Linked DNA regions of Mus musculus: region 1 is linked to region 2. A link is a loop called in an ENCODE intact Hi-C map of the cell type or tissue named here. Cell type or tissue: heart. All regions are shown on one strand. Links, peaks and the distances in the headings refer to the core of each region. The heading gives the core; the rest is flanking DNA.

Evidence for each region. Hi-C counts contacts between places; a loop is a spot of excess contacts. Peaks named below come from ENCODE experiments on the same cell type or tissue, not always from the same donor. Only the 100,000 strongest peaks of a DNase experiment are listed, where the experiment ranks them.
Region 1: it touches region 2 in a loop (3-fold over the local background); 2 of 42 quality-filtered maps call a loop at or near these places.

What each region holds. Positions count from the first base shown.
Region 1 is chr9:73,107,758-73,116,902 of GRCm38, forward strand. Rsl24d1 (ribosomal L24 domain containing 1) reads left to right here and starts at 5,712. Exons shown (of 6, transcript NM_198609.2): 1 at 5,712-5,826; 2 at 7,131-7,244; 3 at 8,650-8,722. The coding sequence starts at 5,746. In heart, for the core only: no CTCF peak of the experiment used is centred there; a DNase peak (open chromatin) is centred at 5,684; H3K4me3 peaks cover 2,124 bases; H3K27ac peaks cover 1,274 bases; H3K27me3 peaks cover 322 bases.
Region 2 is chr9:73,040,534-73,049,678 of GRCm38, forward strand. Pigbos1 (Pigb opposite strand 1) reads left to right here. Exons shown (of 2, transcript NM_001308425.1): 2 at 1,899-2,249. The coding sequence starts at 1,970. The coding sequence ends at 2,143. Rab27a (RAB27A, member RAS oncogene family) reads left to right here and starts at 4,277. Exons shown (of 6, transcript NM_023635.6): 1 at 4,277-4,478. In heart, for the core only: a CTCF peak has its summit at 3,732 (motif pointing right); DNase peaks (open chromatin) are centred at 3,718 and 4,308; H3K4me3 peaks cover 1,560 bases; H3K27ac peaks cover 823 bases.

The DNA.
Region 1 (9,145 bases), core at 2,773-7,772, 69 kb after region 2:
AATGTTAAACTGAGTGGTGGTGGCAGATGCCTTTAATCTTAGCACTCAGGAGGCAGAGGCAGGCAGATCTCTTTAGAGTTCAAGGCCAGCCTGGTCTACAGAGTGAGTTCCAGGACAACCAGGGCTACACAGAGAAACCCTGTCTCGAAAAACAAATTAAAAAAAAGACAACTAAGAAAACCTTTAAATGTGATATCCTTTATATGTAATTTATATATTTATATATATGAAGAAATGTGTTAATTTTTAAACTTAGAGACTGGAGAGGTGGCTCAGCATGAACTGTTGCTGTAGAGTTCACTCGCCAGCACCCACATTTGGGTGACTCACAATGGTCTGTATCTCCAATTCCAGGGAAGCCAATGCTGCCTTCTGGTCTCTGTAGGAACTGTACTCATGTGTGCACAAATCCACACACAGATACATACAGACTTCAAAAATGTACAAATCTTTCCAAAGAAATCACTGGCTAAAGATATCTCATGGTGATGCTAGAACACACCTGTCTGGCATGCGCAGGGTTCTGGGTTCATCTCCAGCCCTCAGAAATAGAAGCAATGCATTTGGCAGCATGCGTAGTAGAGTTCAGCATCCTCCAAGATTGTTGGCCTTCCTTACATTTTCAAGGCCATTCTCTATTACCAATTTTACGGGTACTTTTCACCATAGTGTTTCTGTACAACTTTTGAGTGGAATTGTGTTGAAGAATAAGCACTTTAAAATATAATACCAAACAGTAGCATTGCCAATTTGTTTTATCCATGTGTATAGCTTTTCCATTGACTTTGATTACCAACCTTTGTCAAATGTGTATATCTGAGAAGGTACGTTTACTCTCACTGTTAGATTAGATTTATTGGTCACCATTATTGCTATCTTTATAGATGAATCACTTTATCAAAATACATAGAAAATTGAGATGTCTCAGTAGGTAAGGGTGCCTGCTAAGCAGGCTGAGGGCCTGAGTTCAATCTCTGGAACCCACAGTGGGGGAAGGAGAGAGCCAATTCCCCCACATGCATAGTCACATGCATGTGTATACAAAATTATATAAAATGGAGCACAGGTGTATCTATGAATGGCTTCCAAAAGAGGCATTCTAGTATTCACTACATTCTTGAAACTGTATACATGCACATTTAATAGATCCACTTGCCTCTCTCTGCCTCCTGAGTTCTGGGATTAATGGCATGGGGCACCACACCTGTCAGTGTACACACACACACACACACACACACGACAAAAGAAAGGAAAATTGGGGGAGGGAGGTGTGTGTGTGAGTGTGCTCGCGCAGTTTATCCTAGAGCCTGCTTTTCTGCGTGCGCATATGCATACAGGTGCCTGTTGAGGCCAGAGATTCCAGTCTCTCGTAGCTGGAGCTAAACAGTTATGAGCCACATGAGCAGTGTATGTTTTTAACTGCTGAGACATCTCTCTAGCCCCAATATTTATTTACTTAAAAGATTGATTTTCTGTATATGAGTACACTATCACTCTTTTCAGACACACCAGAAGGCGGCATCGGATGCCGTTACAGATGGTTGTGAGCCACCATGTGGGTGCTGGGAATTGAACTCAGGACCTCTGGAAGAACAGTCAGTGCTCTTAACCACTGAGCCATCTTTCCAGCCCCCCAATATTTATTTTTGAATTCTACGAGGATGAGTGTTTTGGCTATGTGTATGTACTAGGTCTGTAGCAGTGTTTGTGGGAGCCAGAGGACGGCTGCTTACTCCTTGAAACTGGAGTTACAGGTGGTTGGTGGCCCCCATGAGCTTCCTAGGAGCCAAATCTGGCTGCTTCACAACAAAAACTGCTCTGAAACACAGAAGCACTCTCCAATGTCACATACATTGTTTTTAAATTAAGCTATTTCTTCCTCCCTTTGCACTGTTTTTTTTTCCCCCTCAATATTCATCCCTCCCCCAGTTTTCCTCTCCTCTCCCAGTCAATGGAGTCTTGCTGTGTTGGCATAGCTGTCTATGTTTTATGTTGGTTTGACACAAGTTACCTCAGCTGAGAAAATGCCCACAACAAACAGGCCTGTGGATAAGCCTGTGGTGCTATTTCTTGATGGATGTGGGAGGGCCCAGCTTATTTTGGGTGGGTTGGTGGTTTTGGATGCCCTAAGAATACAGGCTGAGCAAGCCAATAGGCTGCACTCCTCCATGGCTTCTATTTCAGTTTGTGCTCTGACTTCCCTGACTTCGGGTTGTAAGTGGAAATAAACCCTTTGTTCCCTCCGATTCTTTTGGTCATGGTGTTTTATCACAGCACTGGAAACTCTAAGACAATGGCCTACAACTCCTGGATTCAAGCAATCCTCCTGTATCAACTTATCCAAGTACCTAGGACTATAAACATGGCTGTATATACAAACAGAGAAAACAGTTTACAAACTAAAGGGGGCCGTTAGAGATGGGAAGTGTCTTAATTTCTAAGTTATTTAGTTATTTTCTATTGCCATGAGAAAACATATGAAAACATTTAACTCAGGCTCACAGTTTCAGAGGGTGAGTCCATGTCTGCCTTGGCAGGGAGCATGGCAGTGGGCAGGCTGGCACTGGAGCAGCAGCTGAGAGCTTAAACCCGACTCATAAAGCACAGGTCAGAAGGAACTAAGAAAAGTGTGTGGGCTTTTGAAAGCTCAAAGCTGCTGCTGGTGGCACACTTACCTCCTGGTCAGAAAGCTAGAAGAACAACTTATCTCACTCCTTAGTTGCATGTTTGGGATCTGAGGCCCAAGGCACTGGTATTTTGGGTCTTCTGTTCAGAGAGGTCAACTCAGGAACAGAAGACTATAGTTTTGGGGTTTGAGGGTGTAGTTAGTGGTAGAGTACTTGCCTAGAATGCTCAGGACCTTGGGCTTGGTCCCAGCACACAGGAAAAGTGGTAACGTTTGATCAAGATGATACACAGACCAGGCAGACAGGAGGGCAGGCAAGCCTGCAGAGCTTTTTGTCTAGCAGTATAAGATACAAGATACAGGGTATATGCCATTTCATTTTTCTGGTAGCCACAAAGTCCTCCCCCCCCTCTTCCTTTGACAGGGCCTCAATAAATAATTCTGGCTGACCTGAAACTTGCCACATTAAACCAGGCTGGTGGAGAACCCACAGAGGTTCCCCCCACAGTCTACCTTTGCATCCCAAGTGCTGGTGTTAAAGACACGCACTACCAGTCTTAGCCAGAAATTTAATGTTTTTTTTTGTTTTTTTGTTTTTTTTTTGGTTTTTCGAGACAGGGTTTCTCTGTATAGCCCTGGCTGTCCTGGAACTCACTTTGTAGACCAGGCTGGCCTTGAACTCAGAAATCCGCCTGTCTCTGCCTCCCAAGTGCTGGGATTAAAGGCGTGCGCCACTACGCCCGGCTGAATTTAATGCTTTTCAAAACAGGGTTTCTCTATGTAGCCCTGGCTGTTCTGGGCTTCTTGGAGATCTGCCCGCCTCTGCCTCCTGAGTACTAGGACTATGTGCACCATCCAGGGGTAGTATGTTTTACTTAAAATGTTGTGCCAGGAAGTTCATGAATCCCAAAAACCCACCAAGGAGACGATTCTGATGCAACACATTAGGGTCTTTATTATAAGCTTGAGCTGGGGCCACACTGCCATCTGTAGCCCCGAGGTCTTAGGGGGTCAAGGCTTTATAAGAAATTGTGAGCAAGCAAGGGGACTTTAGCCTGGCACGTATCTAATTGAGTAACTATTGTATGACAACAGGTGGGTACTCTGAAGCAAGACTGTATACAATGACAAATGGTCTGAAAGTACATTTGAAACAATCAGACTAATCTTTGATTAACTGTTGCTAGGAAGTAGCTAGGGAGTAACTCTGGCCCAGGACAAGCCCTGGGGTCCTTCCTGGTACTTGGGTGCAGCTTGGGTTCAGCTGCAGGCCAAGTCTCAGGCTTGCTTTAAGATGGAGGCTGGTCCCAAGATGGAGTAGGTTTGGCCTCTCAGACCATATTTTAAATATTTCAATATACGATCAGCAGGTAAATATCAAGCCAGTATGGTGGCACACCTCTACAGTATCAGCACAGATCATGATTTCTAGGGAACCCTGTGCTGTATATTGAGACGGAGACCTCAAAAACAGAACGAGGCACTGGAGAGATGACTCAGAGGCTAAGAGCACTGGCTGCTCTTCCAGAGGACTTGGGTTCAGTCCCAGGGTCCACATGGAGACTCGCACCTATCTCTATCTCCAGTTCCCGGGATCCTATGCCCTCTTCTGACATTGGCTGGCACAGCACACACAATGTGCACATACTAAACAAGTAAAACACATAAAATAATACGATTTAAAAAATAGCAAGGCATGGTAGTACACTCCTTTTTTAAAAAAAGATTTATTTATTATTATTATATGTAAGTACACTGTAGCTGTCTTCAGACACACCAGAAGAGAGTGTCAGATCTCATTAGGGATGGTTGTGAGCCACCATGTGGTTGCTGGGACTTGAACTCAGATCTTTGGAAGAGCAATCAGTGCTCTTAACCGCTGAGCCATCTCTCCAGCTCCCACCCCTCCCCTTTAAAATATTTTATTTTTATTTTCACGTGCATTGGTATTTTGCCTATAAGTCCTCTGGACCCAGGTCCTCTGGAAGAGCAGTGCTCATCACTTCAGCCCCTCTCCTTTAAAATTTATTTTATATGTGTAGGAAGTTTGGTTACATATATGTCAGTGTACTGTGTGTATGTATGCCCGGTGCCTGTGGAGGCCAGAAGAGGGCATCAGATCCCTTGGAACTGGAGTTACAGATGGTTGTGAACTGTCATGTGAGTTCTGGGAATCAAATCTGGGTCCTCTGGAAGAACAACCAGTGCTCTTAACCCTAGAGCCATCTCTCCAGCACCTGGTAGCACACCCCTTTAATCCCAGTACTAAGGAGGCAGAGGTAGGGAGATCTCTTATTAGATCGAGTCCAGCTTGGTTTACATAGCCAGTTCCAGATTACACAAAACGAGACCCTCTGCCAAAATACAAAATCAGTTAAGCATCCCTTGGACCCACATGGTGAGAGGAAAGAACCAACTCGTCCAAGCTGTCCTGACTTTGAGTAGGTTGCTCTCCTAAGACCAGGGTGGAAGTTTTTTTTTTTTTTTTTAATTTTATTTTGTTTTATTATATGTAAGTACACTGTAGTTGTCTTCATTCACTCCAGAAGAGGGAGTCAGATCTCTTTAGGGATGGTTGTGAGCCACCATGTGTTGCTGGGATTTGAACTTCAGACCTTCAGAAGAGCAGTTGGGTGCTCTTACCCACTGAGCCATCTCACCAGCCCCGGGTGGAAGGTTTTAGTTGTGTACTCCTGCCAAGTCCTTTGGGGAAGACAAGCCTGGAGTAAAGCAGACTTTGGTACAATCCGGTGTGGGGGAGCGTGCCCGTGGCAAAGCACAAGCACCGCAATAGCGCTATGGAATGAGTATACCGGGAAAAATTCCAAAGCGCCCGTACGGTAGATCTCACAGAACCAAAAAGTCAAACTCCCAGATGCAGTCTATAGCCTCTGCGTCTGCGCGGGACGCTGCTGCTGCTGCTGCTGCTGCTGCTGCTGCTGCTGCTGCTGCTGCTGCTGCGCACACGCGGGTCAGGTGGTGCCTTTACCTTCAGCTCATTCATATTCTAAGATACCATTTCCGGGTCGGGTCAGGGACTCGCTTCCGGCGACTAGGAAGTGACGTACCACTTCCTCTCCAGCTCCGCGTCCCGAAGGTGGGTCCCACGCGGGGTCAACATGAGGATCGAAAAGTGTTATTTCTGCTCCGGGCCGATCTACCCGGGGCACGGCATGATGTTCGTCCGCAACGATTGCAAGGTGAGGCGGCCGTGGCCCGCACGCTCCGGACGGCTCGGGGACTGGAGCGCGCTCTGCTCGCGCCGGGTTCTGAACGCCGTGGAGTGGCCTGGGCTGGACCCGGCGTCGGTTCACTGCCGGCGAGGTCTCCTCGTTGCTGTCAGACGCTCATCTCATCCGCAGGCCACCCGGCTTGCCGCAGGGTCAGGAAGTCGGTCGAATTAATGCTTAAGGAGGCTCATGCTCTCGTACAGTGGGAGGTGGGGTTGTCTGTAGCGGTTAATGGACATGGTGCCTGAGCCTTATAGACTTTTGCATTGTTGCTGGAGATGAGCTAGGAGAAAGACAGCATGGGGGTTCTTTGGGGGGGATTAACTGGCTACTTCGGCAGCCTTCACTATCCCACTTCTTGAAGGTTCTCACGGAATGAAGTATGTAAGCAAAAGCATTATGATTTGTGCCGCATGCACAGGCTTTCTTAGTTTAGGTTTCTGTTTCTGAGCGGGTCACACATTTTAGTTACCATACTCAGCTTTCTTTGCTAGCGCCCAGTAACCTCAAAGGCTTACTTTTTATGTTGCTTCCAGTGACACACAGAAATTGCATTATTAATTATTTTTGGTTTTTCGAGACAGGGTTTGGTTTTTCTGTATAGCTCTGGCTGTCCTGGAACTCACTCTGTAGACCAGGCTCAGAAATCCGCCTGCCTCTTGTCTCTCCCAAGAGCTGGGATTAAAGGCGTGCGCCACCACTGCCAGGCTCCAGATAGCGTTTTGTTGTTGTTGTTGTTTTTTGTTTGTTTGTTTGTTTTGTTTTTTTGTTTTTTTTTGTTTTTTTTTTCCGAGACAGGGTTTCTCTGCATAGCCCTGGCTGTCCTGGGACTCACTTTGTAGACCAGGCTGGCCTCGAACTCAGAAATCCGCCTGCCTCTGCCTCCCAAGTGCTGGGGATTAAAGGCGTGCGCCACCACGCCCGGCTGAGAAGGTCTTTAAGGAGCTTTTTCTTAGACTATTCCTTCACTTAAGGCCAGTGTAAGGTATTATTCTCTAAAGTGATTAGTGATGGTTTCCGGGTGCTTAGCCTGGTAGAGATGATGTCGGACACCCATCAAACACTTGAGTGTCCTTCTGTTCTGATGTCGCATGTGATTCTAGGTGTTGTCCTTAGTTCTTATGTGAGTGTCTTTTTTTTTTTTGCTTTACAGTAGTTTTTTGTTTGTTTGCTTTTTCTTTTTGGTTGGCTGGGGGGGGCCGGGGGGGGCATGTAGAAACATTTTTATTGTTGACTCTTCAGCTCCTCGGTATTTTAACTTGAGTGTCCTGTAGGTGTTCCGATTCTGCAAATCCAAGTGTCATAAAAACTTTAAGAAGAAGAGAAACCCACGCAAGGTCAGGTGGACTAAAGCCTTCCGGAAAGCAGCTGGCAAGGAGCTCACGGTGGTGAGTGCGGGTGGTGGCCTGGCCTGAGCATGGGCCCCGCAGTGTGCCTGCTTCTTTATTTCTCATACTCACACGATCCTAAAGTCCATTGTTCTGTAGACTTCTAAAAAGTGAAAAACTGCTACCCTAGTATGTAAAAGTTGGTTTGTTTATTTTTTGTTCTTTTTTCTTTTCTTTTGTTTCTTCTCTGTCTCTCTTTCTCTGTCCCTGTCTGTGTCTCTCTCTTCTCCCCAAAACTGTTTTTGGCTTTGGCAAAGAAGAAGAAAAATCATGTAAATGGGTTGGATGAAGTGGGAACTTGGACTTTCAGGGCTGGGTGGAGGTTGGGAGATGAGCTGAAGAGCCCCTGAGTAGCACTGGGGCTCAGGTGTGGTTTGTAACAGACACGTACTGGTTTCTGCGTGTCCTTGGTAGGACTCTGTCGGAGAACAAAAGCTAGAAGTGTTGGTATTAGGGCAAGCCAAGGGCTGAGGTAAGGGTACTTGGTGTCTGAAGAGGGAGGTGACAGAAGCCGCAGGTGTTCTTTGCTGGAGGTAGAAGTTTTAAGTTGTGCCCCTCTGTGGCTGTCCCTTCCCCCAAAACCTGTGACCTGCCTCCTTCCTGTCACTTAGAGGTATAACCTATAAGCCAGACCCAGGTTCCTAATCCCAGGGCTGTCTAGTGAACACAGCTGCTGGCCATGTAGGATGGGAAGCCAAATCAGTTACTTTTCAGAAATAGTCTTCAGGGACGGTGAGGCAGCAGGATCTCTTTAATGCCCAAGATGGAGGGTGCCAATCCTGCTCCTCCCCTACCCCAGCTGCCTTACTGCCTAGGATACTGTGAGCGAGGAGAATCTCACACTTGTAAATGAAATAGCTAGCATAGAGTTGATATTCTGTATCTTCTGTCAGCTACATTTGAAGCAAAGGCACGCCTGCAGCTTTTTAACTATCAAAATACCTGCTTGTGGAGGGCCCCCTGCACCACACGGGTTATCCCTGCAGGTGTGTGGGCTCACAACTCTTCCCTCTAACAGGCTCTTAGACGGAAACGATATGAATTCTTGGTGTTTGATTTTATCTATGAAAAGTGGTTCATATAATGGAATTTCTGTCTGTGATTCTCATCTGGAGCTCGGAAGTGGGGAAAGCCCTTCAGTTGTCTGTAATTCTCACAGCTGCTGGACAGCCACTGATAGGGAGAGAGAGAAGGAGGGAGGCGGGGAGGGAGGGAGGGAGGGAGGGAGGGATTCGCCTTTCCCTCCAAGAATCCCTCAGAAAAGGGCTGTTTTCAGCCAGCATTCTCCAGTATAACTAGGACAGTGTCTTAATATGCGTCCACTTAGGATTTTTGTGCAAAGGAGACTATTTTAAACAATGCTTACTTACCATCTTTCTTGTCATCACTATATTCTGTCTTATAGGACAACTCATTTGAATTTGAAAAACGTAGAAATGAACCTGTGAAATACCAGCGTGAGCTGTGGAATAAAACTAGTAAGTCCTGGGATAGCAGAGACTGTGGGCCTTCTGTGACTTCAACTGCTGGCTTGTTATACAAATAACAAACTTACTTCATTGCTTGGCTGGTATATCCATATATAAATATTATAATTATTAAGCTTGAAGCATCACCCAAAATACAAACCACACATTCTGCAGGAATAAATAAGGAGAGTGTTTTGCTGTGTGAGGTGAGACTGGTCAGGAAGCAGACAAACCCAGAATGCTAGACTGGCTGCCTTGCACAGGAAGATGCGAAGATGCTTAACTTAAGGCGATTGACACTAATTTTAAGGGTACATCCAAGTGCTTGTTTGCATAAATATGAAGTTACAGGCCCAAAATTTGAAAACAGCAGTGTTCAGCACTTGTGTGTGTGGCCCCCCCATCACCCTGAGTAGACGACAGGGGTGCTGG
Region 2 (9,145 bases), core at 771-5,770:
AGAAGACATGCTTTTCTTTCCTCGGCGAGCTTAAATTATGCCTGAGAACTATTTAGGGCAAGCTCCTTACAGTACAGGAAGGAGTTGCTGATTATTTTTGTGACCTGAGGCTTGGATTAAGGATCCATATCGGAGTCCAGAAAGTGTGTGGCTCCTTCCCTGTGCTCTCTTCATTCACAGCCTCTGACCCAGATGCTGAGGGGGTTGACACGGAAAGTGCTGTGTTGTTCATTTGTCACTTTCTACTGTTTTCAGTTGTTGGATCGAGAAGCAAAATCTTCTACACCCCCACCCCATTTTTCTCAAAGAAGGCATGCAAATGATTTGCGTTTGATTTCTCCTAAAATATCAAAAGAACTCAACATAATTTGCTTTTGCTTTTTTTGAGATAGGCTCTTACTATGTAGCCTTGGCTGGCTTGGAACTCAGCTCTTTAGACCAGACAGGCCTCAGACTCACATAGTCTCTGCCCACACCTGGTGCTGGAATTAAAATCCTGCACCACCACACCTGGCTCAGTGAAGTTTTACAGCCTCTTAAAAATCGCTTTTGTCATACAGCTTGCTTAAAAGAGTTACAGCTACTGCAGAAGGCATAGTGAGGTCACTTGTCCCCTCTCTCTATCATCCTTTAGAGGAAGCTTAAACAGAGACACTCACTTCTGAGTCCTTTCGGGCACCTCTTGGAGAAAAAGTATTAAACGACTTGAAAGCCGTCAGCCATCCCTTCCCCTCCTTTTGCCATTTTGAAAATTACCAGTTTAAACGCTCTGAGAAGACTTCCAGCAGCCATGTTAGTGGCGCACACCTGTCATCCTAACACTGGGGTGGTGAAGGCAGAATTGTAATCTAGAGCAGCCTGCCTATCATAAAGAACCAGAACAAACACTCAAATGCAAAATAACTCACAGGCAAATACACACAAAATAACTCACAGGCAAATACACACAAAATAACTCCCTGGGAACATCCCCTGATAGAAGAGGATGCATCTCTGTCTCACACCACCCTCAAACTTGCATTCCCTATAGGTTCCTTTTTAAGGTTTTTATTGACTTGTTCTCCGAGAACCTGTTATGGAATCCAGACTGGCCGCCAACTGGCAGTGCAGCCAGAGGGTAACCTTGAGTTCCTGATCCTCTTGCCTGGACCCAACTGTTGGGAATATGAGCATGTGCTACGATGCCTGGAAGAAATAACAATTTTAATATAAAATATGATTTTTAACTACTGACAACCTAATTGAGATTTTAGAAAATATCCCATAGTAAGCCTATGTGCTGTCATGCTACCCTTATGTATTTATTAGTTAGTGATTCTTGGTTTTTTTAAAGATTTATTTTATGTACATGGGTACACTGTAGCTGTACAGATGGTTGTGAGCCTTCATGTGGTTGTTGGGAATTGAATTTTTTTAGGACCTCTGCTTGCTCAGTCCCAAAGATTTATTTATTATACATAAGTACACCGTAGTTGACTTCAGACTCACCAGAAGTGGGCGTCAGATCCCATGACGGATGGTTGTGAGCCACCATGTGGTTGCTGGGAATTGAACTCAGGACCTCTGGAAGAGCAGTCAGTGCTCTTAACCGCTGAGCCATCTCTCCAGCCCTAGTTAGTGATTTTTAAATATTACAAAACATTCATGCCAGAGGAAAGTAGTAACAAGTCTTCTAAAGAGCAGATGGGGCTGGAGTGAAGAGTGAGCTGCTGTTCCGGAGGACCTGAGTTCAGTTCCCAGCACCTGTGTTAGATGACAGCTGCCTGTAACTTTCTGGCTTCCAGACTCCTGCACTCAGTCGCACACATAGCACAAAATAAAATTGTTTCTAAAAGTCTGCTGTACTAAGTGGTCCTTTTTTTTTTTTTTTTTTTTTTTTTTTTGTCCCTTTTCCTTAGAAACAGCTCTGAAGCGGTTTGCTGCCCGGGGAGCATAGCCACCCTCAGCTTGTGCGCTACCTGCCGCTGCAATGCTCGGGAGATTGCCACTTCCACAACTGCTTTTTGCTGCCATCCTTGGAATTGCTGGAGGAATGTATATTTATCAGCCAATATTTGAACAATATTCCAGAGATCAGAAGGAATTAAAAGAAAAGGTGAAGTTGTTGGAAGAATCAGAAGAAAAGGGAGCTAATTCTGCATAAACTGAAATTGTAAACCTTGCTTAACGTTCTATTGAAATCACACCGACTATTAGTCTAGTAAGACTTTAGGTATGCTTTAAATAAATAAATCATGGGTAATGAATCTAAGTTATTTATAAAGGTAGTTCTTGGGCTGGAGAGATGGCTCAGCAGTTAAGAACACTGACTGTTCTTCCAGGGGTCCTAAGTTCAATTCCCAGCAACCACATGGTGGCTCACAACCATCTGTAATGGGATCTGATGCCCTCTTCTGGTGTGTCTGAAGACAGCAGTGTACTCATATACAGAAAATAAATAAATCCAGACACTACAAGAGGGCATCTGAGCCTCATTACAAATGGTTTTGAGCCACCATGTGTTTGCTGGGAATTGAACTCAGGACCTCTGGAAAAACAGTCAGTGCTCTTAACCACTGAGCCATTTCTCTAGTCTGGCATGTTTTTTGTTTGTTTGTTTGTTTGTTTGTTTTCATTGTTTGCTGGTTTAGAGTATGTCACATAATCTCAGACCAGGCTGAGACATGGACTCTTGGAACCAGATGCATAGTCAAGTCTCAGGGCACAGATGAAGCCCTAGGTTTCAGGACCAGCACCTCACACCCTGGGCAAAGTGATGCAGTTGTGTGATCCAGGCACTCAGGTGGAAGCAGGAGGATCAGAAGTACCAGCCATTACCAGTGACAGTGTTGTTCCCCAATATAGTTCATAGACCTTCGTCACCTCCAGGTTTATGTGTAGGATGCCTGGTCTCCAGGGTGATGGTATTGAAAGCTGGTACCTTTTTTTTTTTTTTTTTTTTTTTTTGGTTTTTTGAGACAGGGTTTCTCTGTGTAGCCCTCGCTGTCTGGGAACTCACTCTGTAGACCAGGCTAGCCTCGAACTCAGAAATCCACCTGTCTTGGCCTCTAGTGATAGCTCCTTGAGAGCTAGTGCCAGAGCCGGGTGGTGGTGACGTCGGCACACGCCTTTAATCCCAGCACTCGGGAGGAGGCAGAGGCAGACGGATTTCTGAGTTCAAGGCCAGCCTGGTCTACAGAGTGAGTTCCAGGACAGCCAGGGCTACACAGAAAAACCCTGTCTCGAAAAACCAAAAAGAAAAAAAAAAAAAGAGCTAGTGCCTGAAGGAAGATGGTTGCCTTGCTTTTCCTGGGGAGGGTATTTCTCTTCAGCCCTGATGGAATGATAGAAAAGATTCTGTACCGGTCCAGTTTATTGGGGTTGCTTACAAGCGTGGGTGACTCCAGTAGCTGCCATCTACAGATTGAGAAACTGCACTGTGGTGCAGTCCTAGTAGCTACAGACAGGAGGGGTGACTGGGTGTGCAGGTGGGTGGGACAGCTGGACCGCGGAGTTTGTGGTGGCAGGCCCTAGGGATGAATGAAACTGCATGGACAGAACTTAGCCCAGTCTTCCTTCTCAGCATTTTGCTTGTCTTGGAAGTGGAATTCTGAAAGCAACAGGGCAGGCCCAAAGGCCAGTGTGAAGCGCAGAACCACCTTTGGACGGATTTGGCTAATGTCCTCCATCCCCAGGTTGAGACCCAGACTGCTCACAGAAAACCCTAGGCATCGGTAGAAGGCCACTAGGAGGCAGCAGAGGGTCATAGGCTGCTCCGGACCCTGCCGGGTCTTAGCATGTTATGCCACCCCATAATTTCCCTCTTACTGTGCAGTAACTGCCTGCCCTAACAGTGTTTTAGGACTTCAGGGTGAGTGTAATCCGAGTTAGACTGTGTGCATGTAGACTCCGCTGGCCATTGCCTTCCAGAATAGTGTTTATTTTCTTCTGACTGAATCTTACCTATTTTTCTCATCATCGAGTCCAGGAACCCCAGTAGGCCATGCCCAAGCTGTCTCCAGGGAGGATGCACAGCCATGAAAAAGCTTTTAGGACAGACCTTTGGAGTCTCCAGGGCACGCCTCGCCTTACCCGGATCCTGGGGCAATTTGAGCTTTTTGTGAATGGCTCTCTTGGTCTCAAGGAAAACCACCCTCTGTGGTTCTCACACCTTTCAGAAGGGGCGAGGAGACCCGATCCGTGCCAGGCGAGGCGAGCAGTCGTTTCTGTGGCTGGGGGCCTGCGGGCAGGTGACAGGAGGCGGAGGTGGAGGCCGCTCAGGACCCGCCCCCACCGCGCTCTCCTCTACGGGAAGTGATGTGGGGCCAGACGGAAAATAGCGCCAAGCACCCAAAAAAGGCCAGTCGCACGGGGTCCCGAGCTCCATTTGGAAGGGAGTACCTAAGGGATAGAGCACAGCGAGGACGCGGCACGTTGGGAATCTAGCACTGCAGGGACGCAACACCGCAGGGACAGCACCGGACAGAGCACCAAACCGGGTGAGCACTCAGCGTTCTGGGCGCGCTGCAGATTGCAGGCGAGCAAGTCAGCCCTAGGGCAACCAGGGGACAGATCTTCGGAATGGATGCTGGTTTTCTGGAGTTCCAGGGGCTGAAGGTTATCCCGGGTGGCATCTAGGTGCCAAAATCCCTTTAATGAGGGGAAGAGAAATAGGTCTGCCCATCCCTCTGTCCTTCCCTCACTTCGGTTTTAGAAGTCTTTGACTTTAAAGTCTTTAGAGTCCTGCTGCTTTCAGGTGAGAAAGGGCTCTGCCTTTTCCTGTCATTCAGAGAACCCAGCTGGTCAGCCTGGTCTTAGAGTCACCCTATCGGAGGTAGAATTGATGGATGACATATTTTGGTCACTTTGCCAAGACCGGGTCTCTGGCCCAGTAGCTGGGTACCGATTTGGAAAGCCAGCTCTGTAATGTAGGAGATCTTGAGGCGTCTCAGCAGCCCCCCTGGCCTTTGCATCTTGCTGTTGTCTGGAGTATTCCCCTAGGCTTCTCTTTCAAGCCCAAGGGCTAACAGCTGTTCTGCCTTAGCTGTTCAGCCCAGCCGGGTGAGGAAGGCAGGAGACATTTCGTATTCTTTAAAGCTCCCTGTAGAGTGGAACCGGTATGGGAAAAGTAATCCCTGCATTTGGAAGGTGGACAGAGAAGGATCCAGGGTTCAAGGTCAGCCTTTGCTACATAGTGTGTGCTTGAAACCAGCCTGGGTTACAGGAGACTCTTTCTCAAAAAACAAACACCAAAAAGAAAGGAAGGGGGGGTATTCAGAAATGCTAAGCGCGCCTGAATGGGAGCTGCCTTCTTATTTTACCTTGGTCTTCCCCCCCACCCCAACACCTTTCCGTTTCCTCTCCACAGTGTGTCTTATTTGTCGTTGTTGTTGTTGTTGTTTGTTTATTTCTGACGTCACCCCGCCCCACCCCCTCCCTTGCCACCTTTTACGAGTTTTTTTGGCTGTGCAGAAGAGTCCCTTGTATCTCTGTGTGGAATTTACGGTCAGCTTCTCAATTCTGTGGCCTTGGCTTTAGAGCACGCACAGGCATTTTGAAGAGGGAAGCCGCCTTTGGGAACCAGACTTTTAACTTCCTTTCCTGATACCTGTTTCCCCATCTTAGTAAAGAAATTCCACTCTTAGAGAATCTCAGGCCAAACAATTCTCTTCATTCTTCCATGTCTCTTGTCCACCCTGAACACATTTTATTGAGTCTAACTTGAGTAGAACTAAATATTTTTTGGTTTAAAAACTTGGTAAGTGGCTGGAGAAATGGCTCTGTCATTTAGAGCACAGACTGCTTGCTCTTCCTGAGGATCCAAGTTCGGTTCCCAGCACCCACAACAGGCAACTCACAGCTGCCTGTAACTCCAACTTCAGAGAACCCAGTGCTGTCTTCTGGACTCTGCCAGTATTGCACTCATTGCACAAAACCAAACACACACACACACACACACACTTAAAAATAAACAAACTGGTATCAAAAGATTGCCTAGTCGGCCATCACTGGAAAGAGATGCCCATTGGACAGGCAAACTTTATATGCCCCAGTACAGGGGAATGCCAGGGCCAAAAAATGGGAATGGGTGGGTAGGGGAGTGGGGGGGGGGGCGGGGGAGAGTGTGGGGGACTTTTGGGATAGCATTGGAAATGTAATTGAGGAAAATACGTAATAAAAAAAACAAACTGTAAAATTGACGTTCACTGAATGCTCTGGTGACTAGGAATTATTTGCTGCCTTTGCAGAGGACCTGGGTTTAGTTCCCAGCACCCACATGGCAGCTCACTAACACTGAGTAATTTCAGTTCCAGGGGACTGGATTCCCTTCTCTGGCCACTGAAAGCACTGCACACATGTGCTGCATGTACGTACGTGTAGGCAAAATACTCATAAACATGTATTGATCATTTGTGTATGGTGTCATATGTATGGAAGGTCAGAGGACTGTCTATAGGAGTCAGCTCTTTCCTTCCACCTTGTGGATCCAGGGATTTAACTCAGGTTGTGTGGCTTGGTGGTAACTACTGAGCTATCTTGTCTACTTAGTTTTTTGGGGTGTGTGTGTGTGTGTGTGTGTGTGTGGTAGTTGAAACATGGCTCCGTTATGTATCCCAGGATAGCTTGGAACCCAGAGTGTAGCCTAGGCCTCAGCCTCCTGAATGGGATTACAGGTGTGCCCTATACCTGGCCACGGTCACATCTGCTCTAATAACCATTTCTCTACTGTTGGCACCCATCCCGACTACCTTCTCTAGCTGTGTTCCTGCTGAGGCCTCTTAAAGCACTTTTAATCTTGTTCTTTTTTTGAAATAGAGATCCCACTTTGTCCTGCCTGTCCCCTCTCTACCTGTCCTCTTCCCCTTCGTGCTGCGATCAGCACAGCCCACTGTGAGGGCCAGGGGTCAGGCTCATTCACTATTGTGTCCGCTGCAATCAGGGTTATTAAGTTGTTATTATTAAGGGGCTGGAGAGATGGCTCAGCACTTAGGAGCATTCAGAGGACAAGGCTCGATTCCCAGGACCCACAGGGCAGCTCACAACCACCCATAACTCCAGTCCCAGTGGCCCTGATACCCTCTTTGGGCACGGAGGCAGGAGGATCAGAAGTTATTCTCTGCTACCTTGGAAGTCCAGGCCAGCATGCAGAACAAACTTATGGCCGGCTGAGTAGTAATGGCTCCTTCCACACTCCTGCACCTGTCTTGTGATGGTGGCAGCAGGCAGCCCTCTGCCCTGGCCCTGAGAAAATTAGGCAGGGCTGTTTAGTAGCTGACCTATCTTCTGGCCTCTTACATTAGTCTAGAGCAAGAGTGGAGTTCTTGGAAATCGAAGGAAATGGACATTAATTTCTTCATGAATATTTTGCACTATAATGAATGAACCTTTCTGTGGCTTCTAACAGAAATGGCCAACTGTTGGCACTTAATTGTGTAACTACTTTCAGTTGTCAGCTGTTTTTCTGTGACTTGGCCCATTTCCATGACTACACCCTTTCATTCTTGGGGCTTGAACTCAGGGCCTGGCAGATGCTAGGCAAGTGCTCTCTCATTCACTGAGCCACCCCTGCCTCCAGCCCATCCTTGATTAGACCCTGTCTGCCTGGAGACAGAGTGTCACTCTGACTCATTTTGAATCTTATTTTGTAAGGAGTCAGAGGCAAAACCAAGTGTAAGACTGTGGCTGAATGTGCACTCGAGTTACTGGATAAAACTCCAGGACCATCTATCTAGTCCAGCAGTTCTCAACCTCCTAATGCTTCCAGCCTTCGATACCATTCCTCATGTTGTGGAGACCCCAACCATAAAATTATTTTCATTGCTACATTATAAGTAATCTTGATACTGTGTTTTCCAGTTGTCTTAGGCAACCCCTGTGAAAGATCATTTGATCTGTTGAGACAGAAAGGTTGAGAAGCAACAGTTAAGTCTGGACTTTCTTAGCAGGCGTCTTTATAGACCACTTTACACTACTGAATGGGGCTTCCCACCCAATGAGGAGTTGGGAGGCTTCCCAGTGAGAACTGAACTAATTTGGCCTATAAAGTATGATAACTAATTTTATGGTTACTCTCTTTATCTCTCTCTTTTCCTTCCTCCCTCCCTTCCTTCCTCCTCCTTTGTACACACACACACACACACACACACACACACACACACACACCCCTGAGTGCTGGGAACTGAACTTGGGTTCCCTTTAGGAAGAATCTTTCTTAACCATTTAGCCATTTCTCCAGCCTATATATGGGATTTTTTTTTTCAATTGAGTTTACCTTCTTCTTTTGTTATTAAGACTTTTCCTGGCATGTGTCTTATCTATAGATTCACTATGAAATAGGAAAGAATTATTTTAACATATATATGCAGTAGTTATACACACACATAAAACATATTTCCCAAATAAAATAGAGTAAGTTTGATGCTTCTGAAGGACAGAACAACGCTTGCAGCTTAAAGCCTGAGCCCCCCTAAGAAGAAAGCTCTCTTGCCCCTGTTAAGAAAATGATTGGCTCCTGAGGAAGTAGCGCTTCCCTTCAAAAGCGCTCCCTTTCTGTGCCCCCTGAGATTTGCTTGGACTGTGTTTGTTTCTCCACTTGGGGATGAGGAAATTTGAGTTGATGATCTGGCTTCCCCTAAGCTGATTAGCCTGAGAGCAGACTCTGGCGATAAAAGCTTTTAGTGAACCTGATGTCCTGGGGTGAGGGACTGGAATAGTGAACATTTAGCTAGCTAGGGCCTTCCAGTGTGGGGGCTCAGCTCATCATTTCTCTTGTATGATTTGGGGTCCATTAACACATTTTATTTATTGTCAATTAAAATTGAGTGCCTTGTCTAAAAGGGATGGGAATTTTCTCCCCCCCCCCTTTTCTTCTCTCTCTCCTTTTCCCTCTCCCCTCCCCTTCTCTCTTCTTTCTTTCTTTCTTTCTCTCTCTCTTTCTCTTTCTCTCTTTCTTTCTTTTTCTTTTTTCTTTCTTTCTCTTTTTTCTCCTCCTCCTCCTCTTCCTCCTCCTCCTCCTCCTTCTTCTTTTCTCTCTCTCTCCTTCCTTCCTTCCTTCCTTCCTTCTTTCCTCCCTCCCTCCCTCCCTCCCTCCCTCCCTCCCTCCCTCCCTCCCTCCCTCCCTCCCTCCCTTCCTTCTTTATTTCTTGTCTAATTGGATCTCATGCAT